Linked DNA regions of Homo sapiens: region 2 is linked to region 1. Evidence: chromatin contacts called from ENCODE Hi-C or POLR2A ChIA-PET data. All regions are on one chromosome and are shown on one strand. Each heading gives the region's core, a stretch centred on a gene start or an enhancer-like site at or near the end of the contact. The rest is flanking DNA. Distances are from core to core; before and after follow the strand shown.

Evidence for each region. A loop is a pair of places that touch in the nucleus more often than their neighbours do. ChIA-PET counts read pairs that join two places held with the same protein, here RNA polymerase II (POLR2A).
Region 2: a map of PC-3 shows a loop between it and region 1 (2.8-fold over the local background). The contact joins two enhancer-like sites. A Hi-C loop is called at or near these places in 1 of 168 maps with a recorded cell type or tissue (PC-3). POLR2A ChIA-PET finds 5 or more read pairs at or near these places in 1 of 52 experiments (OCI-LY7).

The regions. Positions count from the first base shown.
Region 1 is chr18:74,744,983-74,747,488 of GRCh38, reverse strand. The region is part of intron 3 of ZNF407 (zinc finger protein 407); the gene reads right to left. Among named protein-coding and RNA genes, the nearest start is that of ZNF407, 150 kb to the right of the region's middle. Within about 2 kb of position 1,253, at least 3 of the 41 ENCODE cell types and tissues checked have a DNase peak (open chromatin) inside an H3K27ac peak, as active enhancers do; they include PC-3, where a contact is called at or near this core.
Region 2 is chr18:74,896,922-74,899,427 of GRCh38, reverse strand. The region is part of intron 7 of ZNF407 (zinc finger protein 407); the gene reads right to left. Among named protein-coding and RNA genes, the nearest start is that of ZNF407, 300 kb to the right of the region's middle. Within about 2 kb of position 1,252, at least 2 of the 41 ENCODE cell types and tissues checked have a DNase peak (open chromatin) inside an H3K27ac peak, as active enhancers do; they include PC-3, where a contact is called at or near this core.

The DNA of each region.
Region 1 (2,506 bases), core at 4-2,503:
AAAAAAAAATCCAGGAAAGCCTCTCAATGGTTGTACTAAATGACATTTAACCATAAATCAACCAAGTCAAGTCATTATGAGGAAATAATTTTTCACAATTCACACATTCTCCTTTTCTCAGCATATATTCTACAAATCATAATAAATGTATTACGCATTATGAATACCATGTAATTCCCTTCCGGAAATGACTGGATGCAAGGTATTTTTATTGAAATCACGGTTCTGTTTTCTGTTTAAGCAGGTAAATACTTAATTGTTAATGATATGTTCCTTTGCAACAAGAAATAAAAAGAGAAAGTGAGGAAATAGTTACATAATTAAATGAAAAAAAAACTAGAAACGAATGTGAGCAAGAAAAATATTACATATGGTCACATACCATGTAATGTTTTAATCAGTGATTAACCACATATATGACAATGGTCCCGTAAGATTATAATGAAGTTGAAAAATTCCTGTTGACTAATGACCTCATAGCCATCCAAACATCTCAGTGCAGTGCATTATTCGTTTGTGGTGATGCTGCTATAAATAAAGCTTTGCTGTCAAACATATAAAGGTATATCATAACTAATTATTAACAGTATGTAACTGATAATGATAGTAAACAACTATGTTACCGGCTTATAAATTTACTATATAATACTTTTTGTCATTACTTTAGAGTGTACTCCTTTTACTTATCGTTTTTTTTTTTAAGTTAAGTGTAAAACAGCTTCAGGCAGGTCCTTCAGAAAGCCTTCCAGAAGAAGGAATTGTTATCATAGCAGATGACAGTTCCACAACTGTTATCGCACCTGAAGACCTTCCACTGAGACAAGATACAGAGATGGAAGATGGGGATACTGATCATCCTTACCCTGTGTAGGCCTAAGCTAATGTGTTTGTGTCACAGTTTTTAACAAAAAAGTTTTAAAAGTAAAACAATAAAATAATTTAGGATAGAAAAAATAAGAATATTCTCATTCTTATATGGATATAAGAAAATACATTTGAACAGCTATGGAATATTTGTGTTTTAAGCAAAATGTTATCAAAAAGGAGTCAAAAACTTTAAAAAATAGTTCATAAAGTGAAAAACTTGCAGTAAGATACAGTTTATTAAAAAAGAAAAAATTTTAAATTGAATTTAGTGTAGCCTAAGTGAACAGTGTTGATAAAATCTACAGTAGTGTACAGTAATGTCCTAGGCCTCCACGATTACTCACCACTCACTCATCCAGAGCCACTCCCGGTCCTGCAAGCTCCATTCACAATTCAGTGCCCTGCACAGATACAACTGCACCCCTTTTTATCTTTCGTACTGTACTCTTACTGTACCATTCTATGTTTAGGTACACTCGCACAGCACTCAGTACAGTCGCATGCTGGACAGGTTTGCAGCCTAGGAGCAATAGGCCATACCATCTAGCCTAGGTGTGTGGTAGGCTCTATCATCTAGTTCATGTAAATACACTCCATGATGTTTGCACAGTAACAAAATCGCCTAACTCATTTCTCAGAACATATCCCCATCATTTATCAGCACATGACTGTATTTAAGTTGGAGTGATAAACCAACTAATAAAGAAGAGATATGCAAGAAATCCCAGGCTGCTATACACAGACAGAGTGAGCAAATGAATACAGACTCCTCGTATGAGGCAGGATCCTTGGCAGAGCTGGAGTTAGACGCTACAACAGACATCCAGACTGATGAATAACCATAAGACCGGTTTCCTAAATGAGGCAAAACTAGACTCTCAGCTACTCTAAATGCGTACTTATACATATTGATATTCCTCATATATCCTCACCACCTGCAGCATTTTGTTCTGTTTTCCCAAAATTGATGGAGAAAGTATGTTAAAGCAACTAACATAAAACAAATACGTAAGTTCAATTACTAAAATCAAACACATAGGCAAAGGCAAGAAGATAGTTTCAAGCAAAGCTGAAACTCTGTGGAACCACAATACCAAATGATTACATTTTATAAAGAAGGCAAGAATAGAAAGGATGAGGAAAATAAACTTTATGCTTTAACAGCATCTAAATTTACAGTATTTTCCAAATCCTTCACATCTGATCTTCACATTTGTCAGGTGAGATTGAGAATATTTTTTTTTTTGCCTCTGAAGAAATTAGCAATATTTAGCCCTTTTTGTCCAAGTTAGACAACTTCCATCTAATGACTTACTTTCCATAAAACTTTTTTAAATAACTCTTCCTAAATAACTTTTAAATACCAAGAAATACATAAATATCCATACAATCCTAGGAACTTTTTAATTCATATCCTAGGTGTACATTTATGATTCTCCACAAGATAACCAATTATTAAGTTGCCTTTTTAAAACTGATCTTAAGAATGTTTTCATTACATGGTATTTCCCACCCAACTGAGAACAGATGTGACTTTCAGGTGAGTCTGAATGCACTACGATACGTGTTGTGTCCCTTCCTTCTCTCATCTCATTGCCTATTCTCTAAGAAATGCTGAGTAATATCATTATTCCCTACT
Region 2 (2,506 bases), core at 3-2,502, 150 kb before region 1:
AGCACACCCGAAGGATGGCGTGCAGCTCTCTGTCACCCTCCCCTCAGTCCATTCACTGGGCCCACAGATCCATTCGTTCACCTTCCCATCACCTGCCACTCTCTGCCCTTCCATCACAGCATTAGTTTAAGGTGATTTTCTGCGTGTACCTTTGCAATTGTCTTTTAAATGGTCTCCTGTCTCCTGTTGGATCCCTCTCTGACTCATTATTTGTACTGCACCAGTGATTTTGCAAAGTTAAGTGTGATTATGTCATTTTCCTGCTCAACATCCTCCACTGGCTCCCTACTGCTTTTGGAGGGAAACAGATCATCCAGCATGGACAGTGGAGAGAAACCCACACAGACTTCCTGCTGTCTTTTACCACAGAATCTCATGTGACCTACAATCCAGGCTTGTCCGAGTGAAAAAGAGAACTTGAAATCAAAGGAAAAGTATAATTTGGGAGTGCAGAGTGGAACAGAGTCTTAAACTTTTAACTCAAAGATATCTGAGGTTTTTAGATTGGAACAAATTTATGAAATTCAAATGTCAACCACTTTTCCCCCCAGACACTTCAATCCAAAATATTAATTTCCATATTTAAGCACAAAATTTGAAATTTATGTTTTCTCTCAATGGAAAAAAGTCTTGTTTTATGACATTTCATGTATGTGTTAAAAGTTGTAATTTAAGATGAAGAAACAAAATGTACTGAAAGAAAATACCATGTCAAGTTAATCAACATACACTCAAGACCTACACAGAGATCTCCAAATGGTGCCCTAGCTAATATTAAAGATACAAAATGAGGACTAGGTTGTTTACAAAGATTCAGGCCATAATAATTAAAAATAAGAGATTAAAGTTTAAAGAGGAAAGATTAATATTAGGTTAAAATTCTCCACAGAGAAAAGTATCAGGTTACACACTGCGTTATTGAATAAGGAATTCTAATTTATTTGAATTATTGCTCACTTGCAGTTCTGCAGCTGGCAACAGTGCAACATTGTTTTACCAAAACAAAACAAAACCTCAGAAGTAGTTCTTTTTCTAGAACTTCTAATAAATGTAGTTAAGTACGAAAATAATATGAATAGGAAAAAAAATCCAACAAAAAATTTGTGCTACATTCCCTAATTAAGAAGACAAAGATGTAAAATTTATAAAAGATATAATATTGTCTTAAAGAAATTCTTAGGGATGAGCCAAAATATACACAATAAATGCTACCACACAGAAGGCAGCATCTTATGCCTAGAGGGAGTGGAATGAGTCAGACACGCTGATACATAAGCTGCTCTGTCTTCCTCTGCTTCATAAAAACGACGGCATCACCATTTTCCAAATGTTCAAAGTTTGTCTTTCTGTCTTTCACATTTTTTCTACAGGCTCCAGACAGGCAATATTTCAGAATATGTGGAAACAAAGAAGCTGAAAATAAAATGAAATAACTAGTATCTTAGCACTCTGACCAAATTAGTGAAAACTGATTTGTACATAAAGTACAAACTTTTATATACTTCAAAGTTATTCTGTCGTTGCTATTTTCCACCAATAGTACTTGCAAAAATTGGGTTATTTTCTCTCAGATCCACAGCTGAGTCTACATCCAACCCCACACTGTAGGGATGCATAGGTGACTTCTGTCAGCTCCTCCTGGAGATTAGAGAGTTTTCCTAATAAGCTACACTGTATGAGCTTCTATTGCTGGAAGATATAGATAGTTACATAGTAAAGTGTTTTGTTGTTTGATAATAGCTCTAGTGTCTAAGGAATAACTTATTATGCAAGAGACTATTGCCCAAAAAAAAATTTTCTATTTTTTTCATCTCTAAGGCCTTTCTTTCTTCCACAATATATACAGATATATCTAACTACTACCCAAGGGACTGTCCATAGTAATTCCTTGTAGAAAGACCATCCCCAAAGATAGCTTTGGTCCTTTTATAATGACTGGATTTGCGATTCAACAACAGCAGGTTTAATAAACATGTTTATCTGGATTCTACTTAAAGAGATAGCAGACGGAATGCATGGTCACTTTGTGTTCAAAATGACTCTTCTAATTAATCTGTGATCCCAATGCCTATTTAAGCTACATCAACAAACAAAGCAACTTATTTGTAACTGATCAACAAAAAGTAGGATCTCTGATTCTTTTTCTTTTAAAGACATGTGAACCAATTTATAATTTTTAATGCTATGGAATCTATTTGTTTTCAAGTTTGTAAGATCTTTTACTTAAACAAGGTTGTTTTGTTTTTTAAGATAAAATTTAACAATGTTAACTAAAGACCTAGTGTAAATGCTTGTGCTATATCAGCACAGAGCCTCTTAGGCTGAAAACAAAAATTTTAAAAAGCCTATGTACTTGTGTGTTAGAGGGCAAGAAAGAAAATTATGAATAAAGCAAGCTGAATATGAAAGTAACACTAGATAAAAAACATTATACAAAATACAAAACCAAATAAAAAATTAGAACTGATGAGATAAAATTCACTAATGAAATGGGCAGAGAAAACTA